Regions from separate parts of the Homo sapiens genome. Here region 2 is linked to region 1. A link is a loop called in an ENCODE intact Hi-C map of the cell type or tissue named here. Cell type or tissue: ascending aorta. All regions are shown on one strand. Links, peaks and the distances in the headings refer to the core of each region. The heading gives the core; the rest is flanking DNA.

Region 1 (11,047 bases), core at 1,523-9,522:
AAAAATGCCATTTTTGAGATAGTAATAGCAAACACTTGCAGAGTACTTCCTATGTACCAGGTACTGTTCCAAACATGTTACACATATGAACTCATGTAGTCCACATAGCAGCCCTCTAGGGTAAAAATTACTATTAACTCCACTTTACGGTTGGGGAAACTGAGGCATAGGCAAGTGAAGTAAACTGCCCGTGGTCACACTGCTGATAAGTTAAAGGGATGATTTGGACCTAAACAGTTTGGCTCCAGGATCAATGCTTTTATTCTTCGTTAGGGAAAAACATCCTATTTACAAACCTTCAGGCACTTCGATGCCAAAATGTAATTTTATTGATTTGTTTATTCATTTATGTATATGTGGTCACTAGGTTGGGAGAAAAGTATAAGGGATAGCTTTCTAGCACATTCAAGTTATAGCATATAAGAATACACAGGTCGATATTAACAACAGCATGGATTACAAAAAGATATTGTCTAAACTTCTAAAAATGCCAAAGCCAAAGAGATACACATTTATCTCAATAAATAAATGGAACAGAATAAACTCAGTTTACTTTCAACAGGCTAGGTTTTAAAGTTCTATCAAATACTATAGGTCGGAAGCACAACCCACTGAAGCTTTTGCTATCTGAATAAATGTTGTATATCTAAGATTTATCAGGTTATTATCTTTCCTGGCTTGGGATTTGGAAATCATGAGTAAGAAAAATGAAAGAGATAAGAACATGCATTTTAGTAAGCAAGTATTTCTAGCTGTAAAAAGACAAAAACAACAATGACAAAACATTAGTCGATCGGTATTTATCTATCACTGAAAAAAACCTTCATTGAACCAATTCCTTTTCTTTCCATCCCACATTTCTGGGGTATCCTTTAACATCAGTGAACTTTAGAGACAACCTCCTACCAACCAGCTGTGTCTCACAATTGGCCAATGCTCAGCTCAAGAGCTTCTTTCTCAACAGAGGAAAACAAACAACCTTCCTTCTGATTATTCGCTTATTCTGGTATGTCTCCATTTGAATCAACACTTTAAAAAGAGAAATTTTATCTATTTTTCTTCTAAATCTTGTAATTGAATGTATTTTGCAAAGGCCTCCAACTGGTTTTCTACTTGATTTCCAACTTAATAACCTCAATTCAAATATTAATTTGTCACTTTAGAAAAAAGGGACATTTCTTTATATTATTTATATAATAATATATTTTATTTATATTATTATTATTGTATGATTATGTTTCTAAAAGTATTAACTGAGAAGGGAATTCTGCATCACATGAATTAAGACTATATATTTGAAAGTCAAATTCATATTCCAGTGTTACTTTGGGGGGACCTATTGCATTTAATTTATATTATTTGATATGACATGGACATTTGCCTAATAAAAATATGTGTGAATGAGAACAACTCATAATGCAGATCTCATGTTCTGCACATTTTGTGAACAGAGGTATTGGCTGCCTTTGGGACAATTGTTTCAACAATGTTTTATAGCAAATGGTCTTTGAAGACAGAGATGGTGCCTCCTTCTGGAACACAGTGCAAACATGTTTACTGCTCATTCTAGAAGACTCTGGTTACCTATCCTGGTTTACTTTCTTGTAATGCAACCCACTGTGTGTACAGATGTCACTTAGCTCTCTTTGCTCTGCACTGTGGCAATTGGGACTTTTGGATCTGGTACTGGAGAATTCTGATACTCTGCCTAGTGTTTTTGCTGTGAGTCAAAAAGTTCTTCATCTCTGAGCCAAGAGTCTTGTGTCTTCTGCCAACCTATGATTTGGATGTTTGTCCCTTCCAAACCTCATGTTGAAATTTAATCCCCAACATTGGAGGTGGGACCTTATGGGAGGTGTTTCAGTCATGGTGGTGAGTGCTAGATGAATGGTTGAATAAACAGGAAGGGCCTGGGTAGAGAGAGGGTGAATGAATTCTCACTCTCTTTGTTCCCTTGAGAGCTGGTTGTTAAAAAAAACCTGGTACCTCCCTACCCCTTTATTTCTCTTTCACTAAGTGATTTCTGCACGTTCTGGCCCCGCCTCATCTTCCACCATGAGTGGAAGAAGCCTGAGCTCTCACCAGATGCAGATGCCCAATCTTGAAGTTTCCAGTCATCAGAATTGTGAGCCAAATAAACCTTTTCTCTTTGTAAATTACTCAGCCTCAGGTATTTATAGCAACACAAAATGGACTAACACAGCCAGCATCCATGAAACTGTGGCAGGTTCACTTGTTAGCTTGCAAGGTGAAATATTACACTCTTCTTCACAGTTTTTGACACACAGAAGACATAAAATCGTATCATTTTGAAGAGGTGCTGTTAATAATGAACCAAACATAAACATTTCCTCTGAGATCTTATTTATAGATGCAATCTATTATTTGATCTGAAATCATATTTCACAGAAGAATGAATGTCTATTTATTTATTTATTTATTTATTTTTATTATTTTTTTTTTTTGAGACGGAGTCTCACTCTGTTGCCCAGGCTGGAGTGTAGTGGCGCAATCTTGGCTCACTGCAAGCTCTGCCTCCCGGGTTCATGTCATTCTCCTGCCTCAGCCTCCCAAGTAGCTGGGACTGCAGGTGCCCGCCACCACGCTCGGCTAATTTTTTGTATTTTTAGTAGAGACGGGGTTTCACCATGTTAGCCAGGATGGTCTCGATCTCCTGACCTCGTGATCCACCTGCTTCGGCCTCCCAAAGTGTGACTATGTCAATTTAGCAACTGATTTTTCATTCCCGAAACAGTAGTAAAATATCCCTGAAAACACAGTTATTTCTGGAGGTAACAGAGGGAAGCAGAGGATGACATAGTTTATAAAAGTTCTTTCTTACACATTGGCTTTAATATTCTGATGATAGATTTTCCAAAAGCAACATATCAGCCATAGACAATTCTAGACATCTTCAAGCTTGCGGAAGTTGCAAGAAACAGGAGCAGCCTACCTGTCCATCTTTTTCCAGGTTTCTGATCTTTGTATTAACATAAGTATGATTTAGATCAAATGTCAAAAGATAAAAAAGAAAAACAAAGGTGGAGTTTGGAGGACTTATTTAAACAGGTGAAATCATTTCTTCACATGGTAATTTGTTTTTTTTTTCAGACAGAGTTTTACTCTTGTTGCCCAGGCTGGAGTGCAGTGGTGTGATCTCGGCTCATTGCAACTCTGCCTCCTAGGTTCAAGCAATTCTCCTGCCTCAGCCTCCTGAGTAGCTGGAACTACAGGCACTCACCACCATGCCTGGATAATTTTTTGTATTTTTAGTAGAGACAGGGTTTCACCATGTTGGCCAGGCTGGTCTCGAACTCCTGATCTCAGGCTGGCCTCGGCCTCCCAAAGTGTTAGGATTACAGGCGTGAGCCATCTGATCTCTTGATTAGAAGATGCATACTTTTATGTGCAGCTGTTAATGATTGAGAGTGGCATGTATTAACTGAATCTCCCCTTTATAACCTGCCTTGCTCACACTGCAATCAACCTGTTAACCTTTGTCTTACTTGGCCAGCAAGAGAGGGTGGCCATAATCAGCACAGTGTCTGAGGTCACTTGGAAAGTTCCACTTTATTTTTTATTTTTTTAGACATAGGTCTCACCCAGGCTGGTATGCAATGGTGCGATCATAGCTCACTGCAACCTTGAACTTCTGAGTTCAAGTCAGCCTCCTGCCTCAGCTTCTCAAGCAGCTGGGACTACAGGCATATGTCATCATGTCTGGTGAATTTTTAAAATTCTTTTGTAGAGATGGGGTCTTGCTATGTTGCCCAGGTTGGTCTTGAACTCCTGGACTCAAGTGATCACCCGCCTTGGTCTCCCAAAGCACTGGGATGACAGTGAGCCACCATACCTAGCCAAGTTCCCCTTTAAGTAAATACAGTACTTCACGTGAGAGCAATAGTCCACTTTACCAATGTTACCTAACCTCTATCAGAATGTTTCCTTCTGTTCCTATTCTCTTTCAGTCTGGGAATTTATAACCATCTTAAGTCATTTCAGTAACCAAAATCTTCTGAGGAGGGCAAATGTCATAGAAATGAAAAATGACGTTCACATTATTCACTTCACTTGTTCAGGACTGACACAGACTCTGAGCCTCTCCTCTCTCTCCACCCAGCATGCCCCTTCTCTGACAAGCTGTGTCCTGGAAAGAACTGCCTCACCACTGTTTTCTTCATACATGTTGGAGAAACTCCAAAAATCAGGTCAGACAAATCAGCTCCAACATGTGGGGGCAAATAAGGTAACACTGAGTAATAAGGTGAAATTTACTGGCTCACTGCACCTACTTGGACAACGAGGACCTCGCTCACCACCCCAGATCTCTCCCAGTTATTTGTAGGGTTCCCTTGGTGGTCCTCCCATGTGCTCAGCAGCAGCCCTCCCTGCTCTTCCACACTGGTACATGTGATGCCCACTATTGCCTGCTTGTGCCTGTCAGTACCTGGATCCACTGCCAGAGTTTTGATCTTATGTGCTTCCCCAGCTGCAGACCTGTGGGGCACCCAAGCTGTGCTATTTGTACCCCAAGTGTACATGAGGGGAATGTCCCTTTCCCCATTCCCTCCCTGTCCCTACTGTGTCCTGTTCTTTGTCACTGAGGCCTCAAAGCAGCTCTGCACCAGCCTTTGTATATCTTAAAGTCTCCTCTTCCTATTTTTGTTCAGGTTCTCTTTCGAGAATCCTCTCACCTAGTCCATGGGCCAGGCTGGGGGACAAGCATGGCTTCTCCAAGTCTAGCTTTTCCCCACTTCTAACTTAAGCCTTTTTGTGCAAACCTCTTCCTCAAAGGCCCTTCTCTGCCATGGAGATTGACATGCAAATAAGCCTTGGGGCTGTTTCTCCACCACCTGTTCATCATTCTGATGTTAATTTGAGTTCAGTCTCCCTAAAACCTGAGACTGTGTTTTATAATTCTTTTGTATTTTTCACAATAATCACAGAACTGAGACTAGAAGTCAAACAACATGAGACCTAGTAAATAAATGCCTGTTGTCTGGTTATCTATACTAATCAATGCCTCTCGTGCTTGAACAATCAGGAACTGAACATCAAGGCAAGACTTAACTTATAAAAACTAATGGCCGGGCGCGGTGTCTCACGCCAGTAATCCCAGCACTTTGGGAGGCTGGGGCGGGTGGATCACCTGAGGTCAGGAGTTCGAGACCAGCCTGGCCAACATGGTGAAACCCAGTCTTTACTAAAAATACAAAAATTAGCCAGGCATGGTGGCGCATGCCTGTAGTCCCATTTAATCGGGAAGCTGAGGCAGGAGAATCACTTGAACCCGGGAGGTGGAAGTTGCAGTGAGCCAAGATCGCACCACTGCACTCCAGCCTGGGTGACAGAGTGAGACTCCATCTCAAAAACAACAACAACAACAACAAACTTATGTGCCCATCCACTGAGCAAACGAGAACTTCTGTGGATTGTTTTACCATTTCTAGGGAACACGACGAAACTTCGTTAATCAGTATGACACAGAGAACCCCTTAGTCAGTGACACAGGGACTGTGCTGCCAACTGGCTCGTATGATCTCAACAAGTTTTTGTCCCCAAGGCCAACTCATGTGACTCATCTGTGCTTATATCAGGCAAGGCATCCTGGTTTTGAAATACCTGCCTCTTCATGTATGGGCAGGCAATCACTGGTTGTCTCTCATTCCTCAAAACCACATCTTCACTGGGTGTTCAACAGTAAACATGGGCCAAAGAGGGCCTTCTAATGGAGGTTACATGGTTTCAGCTCCTTCAGGGCTTCTGCGCAGGGCAAGTAGCCAGTGAGTCAGGAAGTTGCTAAGGCAACAGCCAATGCTCTCTTTGGCCAGTCTGCTCTGCCTCAAGTCCAAGAGGGGTTATAAAAGACTTGCAGCTTAGAGAGTGAAGTCATACCCCTCCCTCCCTCTTTTTTTTTATTTTTATTTTTTCACTGTTAAAACTTCTTTAGTCATCCAAGAACATAGAAATCTGAGGAAAATGTTTTGGAGTTCTGCTCTGAATCGTCTGGAAATGGGAGAAGTGAAAACAAGGCATACTAAACAAGGTTACGTAGGTTTGGAAAGAGATAGGACAAAGACGCAGAGGAAAACTCCCCTAGCTCTGAGTCTTTGGGAACCCATGTCCGTGAGTTCATGGGAGTGATAAGAATTCCTTTGAAAGGTTTTTGGTAGTATAGTTCGTGCAGGAGAGCATTTCAATTTTGTTAAGTAAACACAGTAAAATAAAGAGAACATTAGAATAAAGCATGAAGACATCTCTTGAGCCCCCAGGTGACTGTGTAAAAAGAAAACTAAGAGCAAATCTAACTTTCCCAGTAGTCATGTAGAGAATGTCACGAAATCAAGATGATGCCAAAAGACTTAGTGCAACTTGCAGTTGTCAAACACTTGGATGTTTCACAGTGTGCAGAAAAATAGGTAATATCTAAGAGTCAGGTTTGTTTATAGAAATCGTTAAGAATTGTGCTACATAGGATTGCTAGGTGTTAAGTTACAGAGTCTTCTGTCTCATGGCATTTAACAAACTAGGACGAATGTTTTATCACTATAGTCCATAACTTAGCATGCATGTTATTTAACGGCTCTAATAGGCAAAACCCCCACTCAGAGACAATGCCCACTCACAGAAGGGCCATTGCTTCTCCTTTCCTGCTTCTCTTTCATCAAACCAAGGCTGACCATTTAGTTCTCACCAGTCCCCTTCTCCAGAGGGCGGACACATGAACAAGTCTGCACAGACGCTTTCCATAGCTGGGGCTTCCAGAAGGGTGCTTCCAATGAAGCCTTCCCCTTAAGAGGGTGCTCGCTGCCCTCCTTCTGTCACATCTCTTACCTCCTCTACTCTCTGGTTTGATAATACCCCCACCCCCACCCCCACAGATTGTTAGGTTACAACAATATAAAGTAAAATGTTCAAGAATTCATTCATTCAACAGTAATGCATGGAACACATGCTGCATTTCAGGCTCTATTACAGGCCCTGGGAATACACTAATGAACAACAGAGATAAAAGCCCTGACCCTGGGGAGATTTCTGTTGTCGGGGAAGACAGATAATACACAAAGAAGCAAACTATATGGAGGTGGTAACTGCTGTAGAGGAAAATAAACAAGGAAGGATGAGAGAGGGCACTGAGGAGGTCCAAACTTAAGTGGGTGGGTTTAGGGAAGGCCCCAGTCAGAAGGTTTCAGCTGGGCAGAGGCTCTCTGAAGGTGAGGGAGCAAGCCAGGTGTGAACTGGGGAAACATCCAGGGACTTGGAAGAGAAGAGTGAAGCCTGTGGCAGAAGGCGCCTGGCTGGTGCAGAGGCAGCCTGGAAACTGGAGAGGAGGGAATGGGGTAGGCTGGCAGCAGGGGATGAGGTCAGAGATGGAATGGGCTGGGAAGAAACAGGGGAGAGACGGTTTTCTCTCTCCTGCAGACCAGTGTCAGAGCTTCCATTACTAGCTCTTACAGAGAGGGAGACCGATTACTATTACTAATAACACCGCCAAATGCGCTAGTGACCTACCAGGAACATTGCTCTGCCTGCATTTTCTCACTTCATCCTCACAGTGACCATAGCAGTTGGCTATCATTACCTCTACTTCACAAAGGGGTAAACTGAGAGCCGAGAGGTTAAAGGGATTTGCTCAGGATCACTCGGTTTGTAAGGAGCTGACAGCAGGACATAAGCCTGTGTAGTTCTCAGGCCTGCTCTTGCTAAGGTCACAAATCAATGAGGAAAGAAGGCATATTTGGTAAACACTGGGACAATTAATTTGATATCTTAAAAATTCCACTTAGAACTTAACTCACAAAGGGACTAGAATAAATTCCAGATGTATTAAGAAATTAAATATAACCTAAAGGCTTCAAAAACTAGGAGAAAATAGGAGTGTATGTTTAGCAGATTGCAATGCAGAAAATACACTAAGAATAGACGTGATAGAAAATAATTAGAAAGAAAGAGTGTGATCAACCTAAGGACAGTTTGCTCTCTGGACCCATGGGTTTGCATTCATGACTTCAACCAACCACCAATCGAAAATATTCCAAAAAATTAAAAATAAAAACAGTAAAAATAAAAATAATATAAATAAGAAATATGCCGTAACAACTACTTATGTAACATTTACACTGTATTAGGTATTATAAGTAAGCTAGACATTATTGAAAGCATATGAGAGGATAGGCATAGATTGTATGTAAATACTACTTCATTTTACATAAGGGACTTCAGCATCTTTGAATTTTGATATCCACGGGGTCCTAGAACCAATCCCCTTTGGAACCCAAGTGATGGTTACATGCTGAAATTTTAAACTTCTCTTTAAACAAATTCAGATATCTATCAGAGGATTAGTTTATTGTTTTATTTATTATTATTATTTTTTTGAGATGGAGTTCCGCTCTGGAGTGCGGTGGCACAATCTCGGCTCACTGCAACCTCCACCTCCTGGGTTCAAGGGATTCTCATGCCTCAGCCTCCCGAGAAGCTGGGGTTACAGGTGCCCGTCACAATATCTGGCTAATTTTTTTGTTCTTTTACTAGAGACTGGGTTTCACCAGTTTGGCCAGGCTGGTCTCGAACCCCTGACCTCAGGTGATCCGCCCAGCTTGGCCTTTCAAAGTGTTGGGATTACAGGTGTGAGCCACTGCACCCGGCCACTTTATTTTATAAGGAATATGCATACGTTTATAAGGAATATATGTAAAAAGGGAAAAAATGATCTATATCACTAATCATCAGGGAAATGCAAATTAAAACCACAATGAGATATCACCTCACATCTGTTAGAACAGCTATTACCAAAAAGACCAAAGATACCAATGTTGTTGAGGATGTGGAGAAAAGAGAAATGTACACTGTTGGTGGCAATTTGGATTAATATGGGAATTATGAAAAACAGTATGGAAATTCCTCAAATAATTAAAAATACAACTATTATATGATCCAGCAATCCCACAAGCAGACATTTCTCCAAAGGAAAGAAAATTAGTGTATCAAAGAGACATCTGCACTTTGATGTTTTTTTGCAGCACTATTTACAATAGCCATGATATGGAATCAATCTAAGTATCAATCAATAGATAAATGGATAAAGAAAATGTGGTGTATATACACAATGGGATAACATTTAGTCATGAAAATAAGGAAATACTGTCATGAGTGACAACATGGATGACCCTGGAGGACATTAAATGAAATAAGCCAGATACATAAAGACAAATGCTGCATGACCTCACTTATATGTGGAGTCTAAAAAAGTCAAAGTCATAAAAACAGAGAGTAAAATGGTGGTCACTAGAGTTTGGAGAACAGGGGTATGGGGAGATATTGGTCAAAGAACACAAAATTTTGGTTAAGAGGAGTAACATCAAGAGATCTATGGTATGTCATGTTGGACTATAGTTGATAAGAGTATCTTATATAGTTGAAAATTGCTAAGAGTAGATTTTAAGTGTTTGCACCACAAAAACATAAGTATGTGAGGTAATGCATATGATTTAGCCATTCCACAATGTGCACAAATATCGAAACATCATGTTGTATACCATAAATATATACAATATTTACTTGTCAATTTTAAAATATAAAAAATAAATATTTGCATATTGAACAAATGTGCAAACAAGGAAATATAAATGAAAATTCAATTAAAAATGTGCAAAGGGCATTAACAAAATTTTAAAGGGAATGGGGCAGGCATTTGGTTTGTGACATATAACTAGGTCACTAACATGATAACTAGGTTACAAACATAAAAAACCATTCAATCTCACTCACAGCCAAAGAAGGAATTAAAATATATTTTTTCTCCTATAAAACTAGTTTTTAAATGGTAATATTTAACAAATACTAACAAGGATGCCTAGAAGAAAGAACAGTTTAACTTCTGTTGTTGTCGCTAGTTATGTACCTTATTAAGGTCTGTGTTCCAGCCATAATCTCTCTTTGGCAGAGGTTTTGGCTTTTAGATTAAATGGAATTCGAAGTGACTGTTTTAGTCCACAAGAATGTTGGCTGTTGCAAAATCAGCACAACATAATAAAGTACACCTGGAGCTCTAGAAGGCCTTTTGCTGATGACTTCTCATGTCTGTGCTTATTTCTTCTTTCCTGGAGATAACATCCCGGGAGATAACAGGAAAGAAAAATCTTTGCAACCCACAAAATGGCTAGAGCTGACCACTTTACGTTTCCGAAGATGATTATTTCCTGTTTCAATCAGGGAGACCAAACAAGGAAGTTCCTTTAGATTGATGTGGATGGTTAGGACTTTCTACACATCTGTATCTCAATCTCATGTCTGTAAAGGCTCTGTGAATAGCACCAAGAGTTTTTTCCACTTGTAGTCAAATATATGACTTCCCTGCTCACTTAGCCTCCCCTGAGTCTGGAGAGTGATGCTGATAGAAAAATCACATGGCATGTCCCAAACGAGGCCATCCTGACCAAGAGTCCCACAGGAAATACCATTTCAGAAAAAAACAAAAAAAAACCTTTCCTTGCATAAACTGCTGCTCCTCCAATTTACACATGCAAGGGATTTTTTTACAGTGGTTTTGAAACATCACTTGGAATATCTTTATTATTCTGATGAACGATGTTTTGATCAGTCCTACTTACCACAAGCCAAGTTGACTTTGGCAAAAACAGCTTCTTGAGTTAAGATTGGGGCTGTTTGGGAAGCGTTTCCTAGAAACTTCTACAATTGACCATTTGGTTTTCATAATAAATAAGGGTGACCAACTTATTTTACCTAGTAAGATTTTTTTTTTTTTTTTTTTTTTTTTTGAGATGGAGTCTCGCTCTGTCGCCCAGGCTGGAGTGCAGTGACGCAATCTCGGCTCACTGCAAGCTCCGCCTCCCGGGTTCACGCCATTCTCCTGCCTCAGCCTCCCGAGTAGCTGGGACTACAGGCGCCCGCCACCTCGCCCGGCTAATTTTTTTGTATTTTTAGTAGAGACGGGATTTCACCGTGTTAGCCAGGACAGAATTGATCTCCTGAACTTGTGATCCGCCCACCTCGGCCTTCCAAAGTGCTGGGATTACAGGCGTGA
Region 2 (11,047 bases), core at 1,323-9,322, 120 kb after region 1:
GGAAGAAAGATAGCACCATTTGCCAAAATGAAGATTTTAAGGAGCTACTATATGGGGCAGGAGTTTGTGAATTCTGGCAGGAAGCAGAGGATCATTTGAATAAAGTATTTAAAAGATGATTGAAGAAGTGAGATTAGCTCTTGGGAAGGGCTGTCAGGACTAGAGACAGTCTTGAAAGTCATGCCACTAAGAGAGGACAGTAGAAATTATGAGAATGAATGAGTTCTTGGGTGAAGAGTATGTAAAAAGACAAAAGTAAAATCTAGGGTGATCCCTGGGCCAGAGGTGGTGGCTCACAGCTGTTATCCGAGCATTTTGGGAAGCCAAGGCAGGACGATCGCTTAAGGCCAAGATTTTGAGACTAGACTGGGCAATAGAGTGAGATCTCATCTCTACAAATTAAAAGAAAACTTAGCTAGCATGTGGCATGTGCCTATAGTCCCAGTTACTCCAGAGGCTGAGGCAAGAGGATCGCTTGAGCCCAGGAGTCCAAGGCTGCAATGAGCTCTGATTGTGCCACTGCATTACAGCCTGGATGACAGAGTGAGAGCTCATCTCTATTAAAAGAGACAAAAGAGTGATCTTTGCATTTAGGAGGTGGGAAGAGAAGAAAATGCCAATAAAGAAAATGTAAAGTAGTCAAGGGAAGGATGAGAACCAGAATTGTGACATGATCCAGAGACTAAGAGAAAAGAGAATTTTAAGAAAAGAGCAGTCACTGATAGGAAAGGATGTGGAGAACTCAGAGAGCTTGGACAAGTTGGTTTAGATATTTGGGATCAAATGAAAGGGATTAAATGAATGAAAGCTTGAAGGGTCACCACGATCACCCATCAGCTTATCAATTTGGTATGTGTTTCTGTTTGTTTTCTTTTTCTTCAAAGAAAAGTAGATTGTTCAGGTCTTCAGCAGAGATTAAAGCCTCAACGGAGGTAAAAAAATTGAAGAGGATAAAGAAAGGAGATGAATGAGATAACAAGTTCCTGGAGGAGGCAGGATGGCAAGAGGATAGAGAATAAAAATGAGAAGTCTAGCTTTGGAAAGGAAAGTGAAACAACTGTTCCTCTAAGTCAGAAAGGAAGGATGAGGGCACATAGAGAAATATTCTCCATGGTATCGCTTCTCTACAACAGACCAGAGCTGTATTTGGAGTATTATTCAGCACCAGGGCTCTACTGTAACTTAATTCCCATGTTGGCCAACCCTGAAATAAGGTTAGGTCTAGTCTAAACGAATCTCTTATCTATGTACTATTATCCAACCATATTGACACGGAACCTTATAGATGTACTTTCCTTTTTTTATGTGAATATACTGTGTCCTTTTTTTAAAAACAGAATGATCATCCAGCTAAAACTTATATGACTCTCCAGACCCAAAGTGATATTTTTTAAAAAGTCATCACATATGAATGCAGAAATGTCCCTGATTATCTCAAAAAAAAAAAAAGAAAATGATAAAAAGCAGTAAGCAAATGAGCTATGTTCAGTGCATTTGGTTGAGAGATTTCTGAGAAGGTTGTTTACATTTGCTTCTAAATGGTGATCTCACTAATAAATTTCCTGTGGACAGAAAAGAGGCCATTAAAACAGACATTTATTCAATGTCTTACAAGTTGCACATAGGTTTCAAGTTATCATTACAGAGAGGCCTAAGGGCAAGTCAATTGGGCAGTGCGTATATTGCCTAGCGGTCTTAAAGTCTTAAGCCAGCTTGCAAAGATCTGATGAAGCCTTTTCTCAAATGGATGTTTTAAGATACATCAGTTTCTTCACTAGTCTTTTTCTGACTAATTTTTTGCTCATTTTTCTGGAATCTTGAATTATTATAAATTTTAATGTGGAAGTGCGCCAGAGCGATGCCATGAAGTCTGTTGAGTCAGAAGTATTAACCCAAGTGACAGATTTTCTCAACGGGGAGACAGGGACAGACTGGGGAAGAAGGGAATGGGGAATAGGGCCCGGGAGGGTCATCAACATTGTTTATTCATATCAAGAAAAAACTGGCCAGGTGCGGTGGCTCATGTCCATAATCCCAACAATTTGGGAGGCCAAGGTGGGAGGATCACTTGAGCCCAGGAGTTTGAGACCAGCCTGGGCAATATAGTGAGATCCCGTCTCTACAAATTCTTTTTTTAAGCCAGGTGCAGTGGCTCACACTTGTAATCCCAGCAATTTGGGGGGCCAAGGCAGGCAGATCACTTGCGGACAGGAGTTTGCGACCAGCCTGGCCAACATAGTGAAACCCCATCTCTACTAAAAATAGAAAAAATTAGTTGGTCGTGGTGGTACATGCCTGTAATCCCAGCTACTCAGGAGGCTGAGGCATGAGAACCACTTGAACCGGGAGTTGGAGGTTGCAGTGAGCTGAGATTGTACCACTGCACTTCAGCCTGGGTGACAAAGTGAGACTCTGTCTTAAAAAACAAACAAACAAACAAAAAAAGCCAGATGTGGTGGTGCATCACATGCCTGGGGTCCCAGCCTGGGCAATAGAGGGAGACTTTGTCTCAAGCAAAACAAAACAAAACAGAAAGAGTAAATTTCACCCTCCTGGTTTCTTTCTAATGTTTCCAGTCAGTGGGCTTGCTTTAACAAGTTCAAAGTTAGCTTAAAGCAATAGCTGCAATTTTTATTTCAAAATCTCTTAGCAATAATAATGCCTCCGTTTGAGGGAGATGAAGTGAAACAAACTAGAGGTTAAGAATCAGAACATCTGAATTTGATTCTAGGCTTGGATCACTTCCTCTTTTGTAACGTCAGGCCAGTGGTTCTTCCAGGCATGGGTAGACTGGACATCCTCCCTAGACGGTGAGATGAGCACCCAGCGGCATCGCCGTCGGCAAATCACTTAACCATTGTGACGTTCCATTTCCTTAACTCTATATAGAGGGAATGGAGCTCACTAGGGGTTTGGATTTCTCACTGCATATTAAAAACACCTGTGGCATCTTTTCTAAATACTGATACAGGGCCCCATCCCAGACCAGCTGAATCTGATCTCTGAGGATGGGGGATCACGCAATGGTATTTCTTTTGAGATGCTCCATCCAAGTGGTTCTAAGGTATAGCCAGAGTTTATTGTTCTTCAGGTTGAAGGTTGCTTTATACCAACCCTTCAGCATTCTAAGACTCGCTGACTCACCCCAAGGCTCACATGCCCAGGAGGAGACAAGAATTCATTCAGATGGCTTCATGCTCACTTCATGCCCACAAAATAAAAATAAAAATAAATAAGAAGGCATGGCCAAAGCAAAGTGTGTGCTTTTTTCCCTTCTTACCATTTTTTTTCAACCTAAAAAAGTTTTTGTTGAGGTATAACATTGGTACAGTTTGATGAATTTGTTTGATTGCTTGTTTTTGAGATGAGGTCTTACTATGTTGCCCAGGCCGGTCTTGAACGCTTGGGCTGAAGTGATCCTCAAGGGATCCTTGAGCCCAAGAGTTCAAGACCGGCCTGGGCAACCTAGCTGGAACTACAGGTTTATGCCATCGCACCTGGCTTGACTTTTTGCATATATACACACCCATGTAGCCACAACCCAGATCAAAATGTAGAGTATTTTCAGCCCCCACACCCCTCAGACGCTGGTCCTACTATTTTGAGAGGCTATAGGAGGACAACAGAATCTGGCAGATGCCTGTGTCCAGTGCCTGACATGTGATTTTCTAATTGTACTGTTGCATCCCACAGCTGTTCAAAATAAATACTTGGATGCAATTTTCTCATTTCTCTTGCCATTAGGTATGATGCAGAATTTGTTTTGGCTCCTGCTTGTGAAGTTATCGCACATGCTCTTTTTGTTCCTTTGGAAATCACATGCCTAATATTCCCTTTGTGTCTCAGAGATATTAATTGGATGAGCCCACTCCCCACTAGCTCTTGAGGGCAAGAACTAGTCCTATCTTTCTCACTCCTGCTGTATCTGCAGCCCCTATATGCTCATGAGCATTTGTTGCACGAAGGCTGAATAGAAGCATGGTATATGGGTAGTATAAAAAACAGTAGATGACATATTCTGTGACTTTAAGAAGTTTTTAATCATGTATATGGTGGAGGTATATTCCAAAGTTTGGTTGAGGTACATTCCAAATGCACTGGAAGCATGCTGTGAATAATTATAAAACAAAACATCGTTGGGTTCAAAATTACTTAATTTTGACTCAAATTTCAATAGACTAAAAACTTACAGGGGACAAGGAAAGCAAAATGAAGAAGTAATCAGAATGGTAGCCTAATTAAAGGAGAGTGGTTTCGTGGATGATGAGCTCAGGTCTTGAGAGATGCAGAGAGAAAAGACAAGCGAACACCCAGACTGGTGCAAAGATTCATGCAAAAATGTAAGGGCAAACATCTTGCAACACTTATGAAGTGAGGTGAAAGCACACTGAGTTGGATACAGAAAGGAGAAAATAACAGGGGAAAGAGAGAAGTTAAAAAGAAAACCAGTTGTTGGAGACCTTAAGTAATAGGCTCTAGTTTTTGGTAATGAATCGCTGGATGTGCTACAAACAGCATATGCAGGAGCTTGTTCTGGCAGCTGTGCAGAAAGCAGAGAGGAAAGCTGGATGTACAGAAATGATTAGGAGGCTGCTTTCCCAATCCAGACATGTACCAAATTGTGGGTGGTAGTAAGCAGGTACAATTAGTAATGGTAGTAATGAACATGAGAAAGAGAAGATAAAGGAGGTCAAGGTGTTCAACGTCATATTAAATATGCTGGTATTAGTCATAGAAATGGGAAATTTGGGACTGAGTGACCACCTAAGGGAGAAACTGACAGTCATACTCAGCTATTCTGTTAGCTGAGGGCATGTGAAATGCCTGGTGTTTGAGCAACACCAAAGGTAACATTCAGAATGACTGGACTGCCGTGAAACAAAAAGGCAGATAATCCCGCTCATTCCATTGCCAGGTCTGGGATATTTTGAGTCAAAAAGGCTAAAGTTGAGACTACTTAAACCCCACTTATTATCTTCTAGACATGTTTAATGTATTCATACACATGCCCTCCAGGAGACTTATGAAAGAGACAATTAGGATGCATATAGAGAAACGGGTGGGGCCACCACTTTCTGGCCAGGTAGATTGAGCCTTTGCAGCTTTAAGGTTTGGCTGGCATCTTGTCTGCAAACATTTGACTGTACCTGATTTGGTGCCATTAAAGGAAGACAACAGAGCTTCTTACAACTGCACATCAAACTTTAATAGCACTACAAGTTAGACAGTGGATGATTGTGTCCATTTAAAAGGTGCCAAATGGTTGATAACTGTGTTTATGTCTTGTTTCTAGATATGCAAGCAAAGATAAACACAATTGAAATGCATTCGTTGGGTTGGGAGCTGATCACCGGCTAGAATTTATAAAACCTTTGCATGCCCTAAACAGCATTTATTTCATAATTGTCCAAGTGCATAGCTGGTGGTCCTTTTTCCCTAAATTATCAAATACCAAACATTACTGGAGGCAGAAAAGCAGAATGCAAGGGGCAATCACAAGAATGGTAAACCCATTCTCAGACAGAGAGTGAGAGAGTAAGCTCTGCCTCTTGGGTATTCAAGCAGTGAACCATGCATGTGAAAAGAATTTAGCCCAGACAGGCCTCACCAGGCTCTCCAGGGAACATAGCGTTCTCACAGCAGCAAAGAAGGAAACACAAGAGTGACGTGGCCTTTTCTGCCAGGAGCATCTACAGTAAATTGTTCAGGTAATTTATGTCACTAAAGTATACAGTTTGTCATCTTCCAGACAGTAAAACAACACAAACACACACACACACGCATATTCTTTTAAAAAGAAAGGAAAATATAAAGGAGTCAAAATAGAGCAAATAATAATGCTCTTTGCAATATGAGTCTAAATGCATAATGTTGCCTCTATGATTTTTTAAAAATGAAATGAAATATTCCCAGTATAATATGTTTGTGCCCATTCTGCAGATATTAAAAAAGAAAAATATTTTCTTGTCACTAAAATATTTTAGTGCATTTTTAATTTGGGTATGTAATTTCATTTTGGAGGGCAACACCATAATAAATGGAGCACATAAATATAATATAATAAAATTCAGAGTTGTTGCTTTTTCATGATTACATGATAGCCAGGTACCCACTTTTGTGTAGAAAGCTACTTTGATCAATTGCACTGATTAAATGGTTGTTACACAAGTTCACAATAGGTTACAAATCTTGATGCACATAGAGACTTAGAGAAATATTAATCGTTTCAGACATACCTTGCTTCTGTAAGTCAATCTTAGATCCCAGTTGGTGAAAAAAGAAAGAAACAAGGAAAAACTGTTACAGTTCAAACAATATTGTGGGAATTGGCAAAAATGCAGCAAATGCCAAAGGAAATCCTGTGAAGGCTCTTGAGCCAAAGGCTGCATAACTGAAGTTGGAACTGGCCCCAAGAAATGTTGCACAACCACATTAAAAAGTGGACAAAGGGACAGGCACGATGGCTCACACCTGTAATCCCAGCACTTTGAGAGGCCGAGGCAGGTAGATCACATGAGGCCAGGAGTTTGAGACCAGCCTGGGCAACATGGTAAAACCCTGTGTCTGCTAAAAATACAAAAAAATTAGCCAGGCATGTGGCACACCTGTAATCCCAGCTACTCAGGAGGATGAGGCAGGAGAATCGCTTCAACCCGGGAAGCAGAGGTTACAGTGAGCCGAGATCGCATCACTGCACTCCAACCTGGGTGTCAGAGCAAGACCAAAAACAAAAAACAAAAACAAAAAACCAAACATAAAAGTGGACAAAGAATGCGAACAGACACTTTTCAAAAGAAGACGTACATGCAGCCAATAAGCATATGGAAAAATGTTAATTATCACTAATAATTAGAAAAATCCAAATCAAAAACCACAATGAAATACCATCTAACACCAATCAGAATGGCTATTACTAAAAAGTCAAAAAATAACAGATGCCGGCAACGTTGCAGAGAAAAGGGAACTCTTATACACTGCTGGTGGTAGTTTAAATTAGTCCAATGTTGTGGGAAACATTGTGGCAATTCCTCAAAAAACAAAAAACAAAACTACCATTCAACCCAGAAATCCCATTACTGGGTATATACCCAAAGGAATATAAGTCATTCTACCATAAAGACACATGCATGCATATGTTCATCGCAGTACTATTTACAATAGCAAAGACATGGAATCAACCTAAATGCCCATCAATGGTAGGCTGGATAACAAAAATGTGGTACATATACACCATGGAATACTATGCAGCCACAAAAAGAGTGAAATCATGTCCTTTGCAGGAACATGGATGAAGCTGGAGGCCATTATCCTTAGCAATCTAACACAGGAACTGAAAACCCAATACCGAATATTCTCACTTACATGTGGGAGATAAATAATGAGAACATATGGTGCTATGGTTTGGATCTGTGTCCCCACCCAAATCTAATGATGAATTTTAATCCCCAGTATTGGAGGAGGGGCCTGATGAGAGGTGATTGAATTGTGGGGGTGATTTCCCCTTTGCTGTTCTCATGATAGTGAGTGAGTTCTCACAAGATCTGGTCATTTAAAAGTGTGTAGCACTTCCTCCTTCACTCTCTTCCTCCTGCTCCAGCCATGTAGGACATTGTGGCTTCCCTTTCACCCTTCACCGTCCACCATGATTGTAAGTTTCCTGAGGCCTCTGTAGCCATGCCTCCTGTACAGTCTGCAGAAATATGAGCCAATTAAACCTTTTCTCTTTATAAATTACCCAGTCTCACGTAGTTCTTTATAGTAATGAGAGAATGGACTAATACAGAAAAATGGTACTGGGAGTGTGATATTGCCATAAAGATATCTGAAAATGTAGAAGCAGCTTTGAAACTGGGTAGTGAGCAGAGGTTAGAACAGTTTGAAGGGCTCAGAAAAAGACAAGAAGATGAGGGAAAGTTTGGAAGTCCTAGAGACTTGTTAAATTATTGTGACCAAAATGCTGATAGTGATATGAACAGTGAAGGCTAGGCTGAGGTGGTCTCAGATGGAGATGAGGATCTTATTGAGAACTGGAGTAAAGGTCACTCTTGCTATGCTTTAGCAGAGACTAGAGACATTGTGCCCCTGTCCTAGAGATCTGTGGAACTTTGAACTTGAGAATGATTATTTAGGGTTTCTGGTAGAAGAAATTTCTAAGTAGCAAAGCATTCAAGATGTGGCCTTCAAGATGTGGCCTGGCTGCTTCTAACAGCATATGCTTATATTTGTGAGCAAACAAGAGATGATCTGAAACTGGAACTTACATTTAAAAGGGAAGCAGAGCATAAAAGTTTGGTAAATTTGCAGCCCAGCCATGTTGTAGAAAAGAAAAACCTATTTTCTGGGGAGGAATTCAAGCCAGCTGCAGAAATTTGCATAGCTAAAGAGAAGCCAAATGTTAATAGTCAAGACAATGGGGGAAATGCCTTGAAGGCATTTCAGAAACCTTCACAGCAGACCCTCCCATCACAGGTCTGGAGGCCTAGCAGGGAAGAATAGTTTTGCAGGCTGGGCCCAGGGCCCTAATGCCCTGCATTACCTCAGAACACTGCTCCCTGTGTCCCAGACACTCCAGCTCCAGCCATGGCTAAAAGGGCCCCAGATATGTCTCAGGCTGCTGCTCCAGAAGATGTAAGCCATAAGCCTCGGCAGCTTCCACATGGTATTAAGCCTGCATGTGCACAGAGGACAAGTGTTGAGGCTTCGTAGCCTCTGCCTAGATTTCAAAGGATGTATGGAAATGCCTGGATGTCCAGGCAGACGTCTGCTGCAGGGGCAGAGCCCTCATGGAGAACCTCTACTAGGGCAGTGTGGAGGGGAAATGTGGGGTTGGAGCTCCCACACAGAGTGCTCACTGGGGCCCTGCCTAGTGGAGCTGTGAGAAGAGAGTCACCAACCTCCAGACCCTGGAATGGTAGATCCATCAACAGCTTGCACCATGTACCTGGAAAAGCCACAGGCACACAACACCAGCCCATGAAAGCAGCCAAGGGGGCTGTACCCTAAAGAGCCACAGGGGCAGAGATGCCTAAGGCCTTGGGAGCCCACTCCTTGCATCAGAGTTGCCTGGATGTGAGACATGGAGTAAAAGGAGATTATTTTGGGGCTTTAAGATTTAATGACTGTCCTGCTGAATTTCAGACCTGCATAGGGCCTGCAGCCCCTTTGTTTTGCCTGATTTCTCCCTATTGGAATTGGTATATTTACCCAATGCCTGTACCATCATTGTATCTTAGAAGTAACTAATCTTCTTTTGATTTTACAGGCTCATAGTCTGAAGGAACTTGCCTCATTTCAGGTGAGACTTTGGACTATGGACTTTTGAGTTAATGCTAGAATGAGTTAAGACTTGGGGGACTGTTGAGAAGGAATAATTGTATTTTGCAATGTGAGAACAGGAGATTTGGGAGGGGCAGAGGCAGAATGATATGGTTTGGATTTTTGTCTCCGCCCAAATCTCATGTCAAAGTGTACTCCCCATTGTTGGAGGAGGGGCCTGGTGAGAGGTAACTGAATCATGGGGGTGGATTTCCTCCTTGCAGTTTTCATATAGTGAGTGAGTTCTCACAAGATCTGGTTGTTTAAAAGTGTATAGGACCTCCCTCTTCATTCTCTTCCTCCTGCTCCAACCATGTAAGATGCACCTGCTTCCCCTTCACCTTCCACCATGATTGTAAGTTTCCTGAGACTCCGCAGCCATGCTTCCTGTTCAGCCTGCAGAACCGTGAGCCAATTAAACCTCTTTTCTTTATAAATTACCCAGTCTCAGGTACTTTTTTTTATAGCAGTGTAAGAATGAACTAATACACATGGACAGAACGAGGTGAACAACAGACACTGGGGCCTGCTTGTGGGAGGAGGGTGAGGAGAAGGAGAGGTTCAGGGAAAAAAATAAACTGCTAGGTACTATGCTTAGTACCCAGGTGATCAAATAATCTGTATACCAGATCTCCAAGTTACAAGTTGACCCATATAACAAACCTGCACATATACCCCTGAACCTAAAATAAAAGTTAAAATATTAATTTTTAAAATAGAAATGTTGTGAATGAGGCAAAGCATGTCTAGATGCCTCCCTTCTTTCAGCAAGCATCATTTCCAGGATCTCCATGCATCTTCAGATTGTCTCTGTCTTAGCCATGTGCATCCTATCAAATTCTGGTGATTATAGCATGAAATTGGGGCACCCCTCCCCAATGTTGTAAGAGGGGCCAGCTATAGTCCTTCTGCTGGGGAGTAAGAAACATGATCTTGATCCATGTGGGTGACTTACTTATGATTTCTGGAAACATTGGTTTCCATGGCATGAAAATAAATTTGAGGTTCATTTTCAGAGTGACTACTTTCAGTGTTCTTATATGGTATATATATGTGGTAATGACCAGAAAAGATAAAAGTGTAATTACACATGACTTCATAACTATCAGATACAAGTATAGCTTTCTCAAAACAAAATACAGAAATGGCATTTTAGGAGGTGATGTGGGAAAGCAGAGAGCTGACATAAGGAAGAGCAATGGCCATGGGTGGATTGGGAGTATGGAGAGTGAGAACTAAATTTCAAAGGTCTTTTTAAAAAGAATGAAGGGCAAGGAAATGTGATCAGTAGACTGTTCAGAGGATCATTAGTGGAGGAGAATGAAAAGACAAATCACTAGGCCCTCTTGCCCATCAGGATCATATATAGTCTCTGCAACAACAAAGGATCGCTGAGAAAGAACAAAACATGCCCCTGTGTCCATTCATGTAAACACTTTCTCTATTACTCTTGGTTTTCAGGGATCTGTCTTTGTTTCTTGCTTCTGTGGAAAGAGTATTTAAGTTAAGGTAGGGAGGAATGTACCCTCTAAGCTTCAAGCTACAATAGCAGTATTTTCTCACTTTGGTATTTTTTACTTCCCTTGCATTGTCTTGGCATTTATTAGAGGGTAGGTAGACTGTGTAGGAGTGCATCCTTTCTTAAGGCTGAGAATCCCTCAGCAAACAGAGGTTGGGGAGTGGACGTAGGCTAAGGGCAAATCTATTGTTTGTTGGGATCTTAGTGTACACT

What was found. A loop is a pair of places that touch in the nucleus more often than their neighbours do. Peaks named below come from ENCODE experiments on the same cell type or tissue, not always from the same donor. Only the 100,000 strongest peaks of a DNase experiment are listed, where the experiment ranks them.
Region 2: it touches region 1 in a loop (9-fold over the local background); 4 of 110 quality-filtered maps call a loop at or near these places.

The regions. Positions count from the first base shown.
Region 1 is chr6:12,467,449-12,478,495 of GRCh38, reverse strand. No RefSeq gene overlaps it. Among named protein-coding and RNA genes, the nearest start is that of LINC02530, 110 kb to the left of the region's middle. In ascending aorta, for the core only: no CTCF peak of the experiment used is centred there; DNase peaks (open chromatin) are centred at 4,165 and 5,545; H3K27ac peaks cover 5,339 bases.
Region 2 is chr6:12,349,262-12,360,308 of GRCh38, reverse strand. No RefSeq gene overlaps it. Among named protein-coding and RNA genes, the nearest start is that of EDN1, 64 kb to the right of the region's middle. In ascending aorta, for the core only: no CTCF peak of the experiment used is centred there; DNase peaks (open chromatin) are centred at 5,628 and 6,448; H3K27ac peaks cover 2,616 bases.